2 separate regions of the Homo sapiens genome follow, and region 2 is linked to region 1. The links are chromatin loops, found by intact Hi-C in ENCODE. Cell type or tissue: heart right ventricle. All regions are shown on one strand. Each heading gives the region's core, and the rest is flanking DNA. Links, peaks and the distances in the headings are about the cores only. Region 1 overlaps OSTN (osteocrin). Region 2 overlaps CCDC50 (coiled-coil domain containing 50).

Evidence for each region. Peaks named below come from ENCODE experiments on the same cell type or tissue, not always from the same donor. Only the 100,000 strongest peaks of a DNase experiment are listed, where the experiment ranks them.
Region 2: a loop joins it to region 1, with 3 times the contacts of the local background. A loop is called at or near these places in 59 of 110 quality-filtered maps.

What each region holds. Positions count from the first base shown.
Region 1 is chr3:191,255,671-191,260,073 of GRCh38, reverse strand. All of the region lies in intron 4 of OSTN (osteocrin), which reads right to left. Among named protein-coding and RNA genes, the nearest start is that of OSTN-AS1, 23 kb to the right of the region's middle. In heart right ventricle, for the core only: no CTCF peak of the experiment used is centred there; no DNase peak of the experiment used is centred there; H3K27ac peaks cover 684 bases.
Region 2 is chr3:191,380,784-191,385,186 of GRCh38, reverse strand. CCDC50 (coiled-coil domain containing 50) reads right to left here. Exons shown (of 12, transcript NM_178335.3): 9 at 4,255-4,359; 10 at 2,362-2,441. Among named protein-coding and RNA genes, the nearest start is that of PYDC2-AS1, 43 kb to the left of the region's middle. In heart right ventricle, for the core only: no CTCF peak of the experiment used is centred there; no DNase peak of the experiment used is centred there; H3K27ac peaks cover 1,350 bases.

The DNA of each region.
Region 1 (4,403 bases), core at 110-4,109:
TCGAGACCATCCTGGCCTACATGGTGAAACCCCATCTCTACTAAAAATACAAAAGTTAGCCGGGCATGGTGTGTGCCTGTAGTCCCAGCTACCCCGGAGGCTGAGGCAGGAGAATCACTTGAACCGGGGAGGTGGAGGTTGCAGTAAGTCGAGATTGTACCACTGCGCTCCAGCCTGGTGACAGAGTGAGACTCTGTCTCAAGAAAAAAAAAAAAAAAAAAGAAGGATACATAATAGGGTCATAGCTAGCTTTCAAAATTCTCTTGACTAAATTAAAGGGCAAAAATTTGACCTAAAACATTTAAAATCCTTTGTAAGAGATTGCCTGAGGGAATAACAATAAAAGCCATCCTGCCTTGTGGTCTAATAGTTAAAAGTCCATGCTTTCAGCATCAACGCCTGGCTTTGATACCCAGTCAGGGGGCCCTGTTGGTTTGACATCTGTGTGACTTTTGACTTTTTGGAGGTGGTCATTTATTTCTTTGGAGACACCTCATACATCCTTGGTTAAGTCAGAACCTTGGTTAAGGCTTATTAATTTTACCAGGGAGTGTATTTTGGTTAAAAAAAAAAATCCAGGCAAGGTGGCTCACGCCTGTAATCCCAGCACTTCGGGAGGCCAAGGCGGGTGGATCATGATGTCACGAGTTCGAGGCCAGCCTGGTCAATATGGTGAAACCCTGTCTCTACTAAAAATACAAAAATTAGCTGGGGGCTACAAAAAGTAGCCAGGGGGCGTAGCTCCTGGCTACTCGGGAGGCTGAGGCAGAAGAATTTCTTGGATCTGGGAGGCGGAGGTTGCAGTGAGCTGAGACGGTGCTACTGCATTCCAGTCTGGGCGACAAAGCAAGAGTCTGTCTCAAAAAAAAAAAACAGATTGTTTTCCCGTTTACTTTCACTTCTCCCTGCTTCTCCTTCCTCTTTGCCATTTTTGGTACCACAGGAAAAGGTCTAGAAAAGACTTCTAACAGCTCACACTCCTTAAGGGACTCAGAAGAAGGTAACTCAGAGTACTCTTACTCCTTTCTGGGAGTCTTCTTTCCTTGCAGTTTTAAGCGTCGTAGGCAACCTCCTGTGAGGTCTAAAACTCTGCTCTCTTTTGTATTGTGTTACCTGATCACTTTGGCTTTTGACCAGAAATTATTTGGTATTATGAGAGACTTGACCTTAGTGTATGTAATGGCTAGGCAAGAGTAACAGTGTTAGACATGGCCAACTATAGTTGTTTCCAATAAATGCTTGTTACTACAGGGGGCTACTCATTTGCACATTAGATGAACAACGGTGCGGTTTAAACACCCAGAAAAATGTATTTGCGGCAAAGTGACCAAAGTGTGTGGCCTGGTTTCCATGGTGCTTTCCTCTTTTGGGGGTACCTGGGATTCAGTGAAAGCCTTGATTTTTTTTTTTTTTTAATTATACTTTAAGTCCTGGAATACATGTGCAGAACGTGCAGGCTTGTTACATAGCTATACATGTGCCCTGGTGATTTGCTGCACCCATCAACCCGTCATCTAGGTTTTAAACCCCGCGTGCATTTGGTGTTTCTCTTAATGCTATCCCTCCCCTTGCCTCCTACGCCCCGACAGGCCCTGGTATGTGATGTTCCCCTCCCTGTGTCCATGTGTTCTCATTGTTCAACTCTCAGAAACCCTTGCTTTTTAAACATCTAAATGCTTTGCCTTTTAACTGCATCCACTTTTTTCATATTTAAATTATTAGGCCCTATAAACTAAAAATACTTTGTTAGCCTTGTTCCTTAATGAGTTCTGTCCTGACCTCAGTGGTCCACTTGAAAAACACAGACTGAATTAAAAGCTACCTATCTAAATGAGATTGCTCTCCTTATGCAATCTTACGGTTAATTCCTAAGGAATCTTGGCATTCATTTTTAATCTTCCTTTGACTACTCAAGCTTCTTGAAAAATCAAATTCTCTCTGTGCTTTGAGATATAAATTTGCTACCTGTTTTCTCTGAAACTCAGAAGGGGTACTCCAGATAAGCCTTAAATTTTTCCATTTACAAAGGCATAGTTTCAATCTGTCTTTTTAGACTAGTGAGTTTTACCTGTCTTATGGCTAAAATTCTAAAATCAAAACAATAAAGTCTTCATGTGCAGATGTGTATGCTATACCTTGTGTCTCTCTATACATACATGTATATGTATATATGTATTTATAGCTATACATGTTTAATATTGTCTACACATGGTACCACATTAATTTAAAAATAAATGAGTACTCATAAATTAAGACCAAATGCTTTTCAAGTTCATGTGATTTTAGCAATCTTTGAGAAATAAAGATAGTTTTAAAATTATTGGTAAAATAATATTAAAATGTCTTCAAAATTTTAATGTAGACATTTTTGTCTGAGTCTATTGATCAGGCAGGTTTATGGCCAAAAAATTGTTGCTTGATATTTTTGATACTTGATTAATTTGTTTCCGAGTCTGTGTATCTTGATTACAGCCTTTCGATTCAGAGGTCTAGACAGATGCCCATGATGAGGGTGGGGGATAACACCTGGTCCATCTTTCCTATCCCAGTTATGCCTCCCCTGCTGGGAGATTAGATTCTCTCCTATCCCAGTTATGCCTCCCCTGCTGGGAGATGCTGTGAGAAATTAGATTCTCCAGGCATTGTCTTTTGTCCTGGGCTCTGCATCTGATATGTAATTAAAATTACCTACTTCCTAGATTTTTTACTAAAATAAAAGTTACTAATTATTAACACTATAATAACTATATGTAGTCAAAACTACTAGATATAAGAGAAAAAATATGCAAAGTGTGTAAGGAAGTAGAGTATGTTTTTGGTAAGAAGGATTATAAAAAGGCATGTAAATTTGTGTGTCTATGGTCTTTTTTTTTTTTTTTTTTTTTTTTGAGAGAGGGTTTTGCTCTGTCACCCAGGCTGGAGTGCAGTGGTGTGATCATGGCTCGTTGCAGCCTTGACCTCTCAGGATCAAGTGATCCTTCCAACTCAGCCTCCCAAGTAGCTGGGACTACAGGCTTGCACCACAATGCTTGACTAATTTAAAAAAACTTTTTTGTACAGATGGGGTGCCCCTTTGTTGCCAAGGCTCGTTTCAAATTTCTGGGCTCAAAGTGGTCCTCTTGCCTTGGCCTCCAAAAGTGCTAGGATTACAGGCTTGAGCCACAACACCCAACCTTGGTTTTTGTTAAAGTGAAAGTAATTTTGTCTAGTTTAGAGGTTTTAAGGATTGTTTTAAATTGAAGAAATTTTAAAAATTGTAAGAGGTTATAAAACTGAAATTGTATGGATTTGTTTATAAACTTATTAAAATTAGCTTTAGCATTAATAATACATGAATACAAAGGTAAAATTTGGTTTTCTCTTTTGAATAATCTTTTAATATAGTATTAATAAGAGGTAGTAAAAAATTTTATTTGCTGTTTGACTAAGCTGCAAAAAAAAAAAAAGGAGGAGAGAGGGGGAGAGACAGTTTCAGTTTGCCTCATGCTGTCTTTATTAGACCTTATGATTGTTTAAGAAACTGAGTCTTCTCTCTATGCTTTTTGAAATCTCTGAATTATTATTTTGGCTAAATGAATGTCTTATTTTACAGAGACCTGTGATCTTATTTTGTGATATCAAGGATTTTAAACTTTTGATGTTTGATAAACTTTCCAAAATCAAAATTCAAATGCTAAATTCAGTCTTTTTTACCTCAACTACCTTTTTAAATATTACAGCCCGTGGAAGTCCAAGAAAAACATATACAGCTTATTTGGCATGTTCAAATTATACAGGAAGCATTGTCAAGTCTGAAATGTGTTTTACTTTGCATTATATTTATATAAGTGTGTTATTAAGATGTGTTCTAAAATTGTATGAGGTTCCTGAAATTCTGATATGTTTTAGCATATGTTATCAGTAGTATTTAATTATAATTATTATGTTAAATTGTTATATGCTATAGAAATAACTGATTTTTCTTGTCAATTTTCTTTAACCATGCCAGTCTAAGACTTTTGTCATACACAGACAATTATTATTTTACTCTGACTCTTCTTAAAAGGTGGTTTATAATCAGCCACAATCCAAAGTTTGCTTCTTTCTGGAAATTCATGGAAAGTACTTTTGTAAGTACTCTTAAGTACAGGTTTCTAATAACTTTGGAGATTATACAATTTGATTAGGTAAAAATCACAAAATTTTTAGGACTCTAATTAAAAAGCTGATGCATTCATGGCAACTGCTAACGCAACATCAAGCAGAAGAAGAGTTAATTACATTGGCTAAAAGTAACAGAAAACCGAAATCATTTTAATGACTTTTTTTGTTTGAACATTGCTGATTATTTTTGTTTTTTTTTTCAGAGTTAAAACACTTTTTTTAGGGCTATTTATATCTTACAACAGATTGGATAAAGCATA
Region 2 (4,403 bases), core at 193-4,192, 130 kb before region 1:
CCATTACTGGGTATATACCCAAAAGAAAATAAATCAGTCTATCAAAAAGACACATGAACTCGTATGTTCATCACAGCACTCTTCACAATAGCAAAGACATGGAATCAACCAAAATGCCCATCAACAGTTAATTAAAGAAAATGTGGTACATATACACTATAGACTACTACACAGCCACAAAAAAGAATGAAATCATATCATTTGCTGCAACAGGGATGCCTCTGGAGGGCATTATCCTATGTGAATTAACACAGAAACAGAAAACTAAATATTGTATGTTCTCACTTATAAGTGGGAACTAAATCCTGGGTTCACATGGACTTAAAGATGTGAATAATAGACACTGGGAACACCAAAAGGAGGGAGGGAGGCAAGGGCTGAGAAACTTCCTACTGGGTACTCTGTTCACTATCTGGGTGACAAGATCAATAAAAGTACAAACCTCAGTACCACACAATATACCCTTGTAAAAAAAACCTACACATGTATCCCCAGAATCTAAAATAAAAATGGCAATTTTTGAAAAATAACAACAAAAGTTAAACACACATACACGAAGAGTAGAAAATTCTGTAACAGACAAAGAAATTGGATTTCTAACCATAAGTATTACAAGCTCTACATAAGAATTTGTGTCTCACTACTACTATTACTACACTTCAGTAATAAACATCTTGACCTAGGAAGTGCCATGTTTTTCAATCCTTGAAACCAAATATTTCTGTATAGCTAAACTTTTCCATCATGATTAAATGTGAAAGAGGAAAACCAGATTCTAACCAGAAAGTATACATTCTGATATTAGTTGTGCAAGGTATCTACATATGCAAGATATATAAGCTTTATCTTTTAACTATGAAAATACAGGTTTCATAAAATTCCTCATTTTTTTGGTCATATATACAATCCTGCTAAAATGACATTTAAAGACAAATGTTCCTCTAAGGTAAAAACAAAAATTTCTATTCTACTAGCCCTAAGTCACTTTTCATTCATTTATAATAGCCATTTTTAATACAGGATCATTTGATTATTCACTCTTTCAGTATGCCAAATATTTCTAAAGTATCTATTATATTCCAAAAACTTGTTTTCAGACTTTAATAAACTTTCTTAAGAAATCATCCAGTACTGTTCCATCATATATGCTGTCAATGGTATTAGTATTCTAAAGAGGCCAAGGATCTGAAGACTGCAGAATTAAGCCTAAAGATGATTTAAATTCATTTGACTAAAAAAAGGATAATAATCCAGATGTATTTACTTACTAAGAACAGATTAGCTGCTGCTTCTTTTACTTGGATACTTTGGGAATGTACTAACCTATAGAGTTCTAAGAAAATGTTTGGCATGTGCTTAACCAAAAGCTACAACAGAAAGATTTTATATAACTAGACAGAATATGCCACTATTCTTCTCAGAGCAATACAAACCCAATGTAATTTTCTGAAAGATTATCTTCTGAAAGCAAATGAGTTTTAAAATAGAGGATTACTTTTTAAGGACACTAAATACATTCACTTGAAGGAAACAAGTCTAGGAGCTTCAGTGTGGGCATGAGTAGCAACAACAGTGTCAATTATTCAATGAAATAAGCGTTATGTTTCAAGAATTAACAAATAAGAATAAAATTCAAATTTGAATAATTCAGAGTTTTCAAAATTTTAAACTTAGTGTTACTTTTTTGTCTTGTTTTTAGTATCTTTTTCTTCACATTCCAATCATGTTTTCTTTCGAAAGGCAACAAAAAGCAATTAAAAAAAAAAAGAGGTTACTTCCCCAGAGACTTAAATGTTGACAACTTGAGGCAGAAAGACAGCAGCTGCTCCATAACTATTATGCACGACTGTTTGAGATAAATCAGAAAGTATGTACACCATAGCCACAGCTATTTGTTGAGTGGGATTTAGACAGTCTGCAAGGATTCAAGATTTTGTCAAGGACACTGAGACTCAGAAAGAAATGAGTTTGAGCATGTGCAAATGGCATGCACACATCAGTGTGGCTATGAAACCCGGTAAATATTTAAAACTCGAAATTTTATTTAGGAAAAAAAATCACTCTCATTCCCCAAGCTGAAAGCATAAATTCAGTGAATGCAGAGGTAAGAATCAGTCCTAACAAAAAGTACATTCTTCCTTATCCACCCCAACTATTGTAAAATTCTGATTTGATGTACACAACTCAATTTAAGAGTGGAAATAAAGTTCTAAAAATAACCCTGAATGTCTTGACACTACCTTACAAATGCAGATTTTTGGATCTCCTCTCCAAAAAACATACACTCTTCTTAGGGAACTGAAATCTCCTTATTCACCCCAAAGTCAACTTCCTCATTTTTCTTTTCAGGTGTCAGCTTACCGTGCTGGCCTTTCATTCTTAGAATGGTGAGGTTCATCACTCTCTTTTGACTTGGAATTTGCTGCTTTAGCTGTTTTTGGCTATGGACAAAAATACAAACAAACAAACAAAAATAACACACACATACAATCCAGAATCATCAAACAAAGGGAAAGATTAAGTTTAACGTATGTTTATCATGCCAAGCTCTTCCTTAGTAATTTCAGATTAATTATATTTAATTGAGGAACATAAAATATTTTTATATATGGCCACTCCAGAGGTAGAAAATTTATAGCTGCAAAGGTAGGCTTTGGGCTTACATGGAAGGTGTAATTTAGCCCACTCATCTGAAAGCCTTAGAGCAGCCAGAGGAATGGGCTGAACACACAGGAACATGCTTCCCTAGATGGGTGTGCTTGGCCACTGATTATTAACATAATAGCTACACAGTAATTGCCAAGAACCAGTGCACGCCCAGAGTCTACGGAATCCAGGTTTGTGCACTCAAACTTATTTCCGCACACATGTCTTAGGCTGATTTCCAGCCAGTAAACTAAGGCACATTCAAGTCAACTTTTCCAAGAGAGGAACTGTATCAGTACCAGTTATAAAATAAAAATTACAGAAGTCATGATGATACCTGCTAGAGATGTGGCCATTGCCTTCTGACACGCTTGATTCCTAATCCTTAAATACTTACCCTTTCCTAGTTAAGGTAGCAAAGAATCTGAGAAACTCCTGGGTAATTATTTGTGGCTTAATTTATTTAACAAAAGTATTTGGGAATCCTTGACTAAAACAGTATATTAGAAAAAATCTTGAATTACTGAGTTAGTTAAGAGAGAGCTAAATATACATAATTAATATGAGAATAATACATTCATTGTTTTGAGACTAACTCGTGGGTAACTGAGCAACAGGAAAGAGTACAGCAATACTATTAGCAGGGTTTCTACACCTTTTTCCTCACAACCATTACTGAGACTGTGAGGTGGGACCAGAAACCCAATGGAGGAATTTGTTCAAGAGAGACCAGCGCTAAACACCAACTGTGTAAGGAATACACAACCTAGGTTTCATTCTTCTGGGCCTAAACTCCCTCCCTAAAAACCCTGTATTGTACGAATTCTCTCCCTATTCCTCTGCTCTTTTTCCACCTAGCTTAACCTTCTATTTGTTAGCTGTCTACACTTTGTCTTCCTCTCTACATTATACACTACTATCAGGAAAAATGTCTTTGTCTTTCCATGGAGGTCCAAAGTGTTGTCTTACGCGCTGTCACTGATGAATAAAGTCTGCTAAGCTGGAACTCACAATTACCGCAGCAAAATGAATTGCAGTAACTGCTTATTTTGTCTACAATTTCTGATCAACGAGGGGAAAGATAACCGTCCAAACTCACGCTAGATAGGTCTTGCACTGTGACATAAATAATAATTGTTGGTGATAAGTATGTATCTTTCAGTCTGCCACAAACCATGTTACATCAAAGGAAAGAGAAACGGATACATGATAGAGATGAAAGATAATGTAAGCACAAAGAAAGTAGAGACGGGAAGAGAAGTTCATTGTGGAAAATATGAAAGCATGTGAAAATGCTATATTCTTCTATAATCAAAGTACTGTATATGAAAACTAAGACTGTTCATGACCAGAAGCACTTGCATTTCACTCCGTCTTAAAGGGAACAGAATGAGTTTTCAATCTTAGCAGTAACTTTTTACATATGTTCCAAAATTCAGTGATTTTTCATGGTGATGGAATCTTCACAGATCAGATTCACATATGCAATACAGATAATTTATATATTCATATATCCTAAATATATTTGCAGAGCTTAACTCAAAAGCAGAGTCCCCTTTTCATTTCTAATTTTATTTCTAATTAGAAAACAAACAAAACACACTCTACCTTCCACTCGGGGTCTTGCTTTCTTTTGTCCAAAGATGATTTCTCCCGCTCCTTGGCTTTTTTGTAAGCTTTCTTTTCTTCAGCCATTAGAAGTCGAGCGATTTCCTAAACAAAATACAGTCAATATCATTAACTGCAGAGGTGCAGAT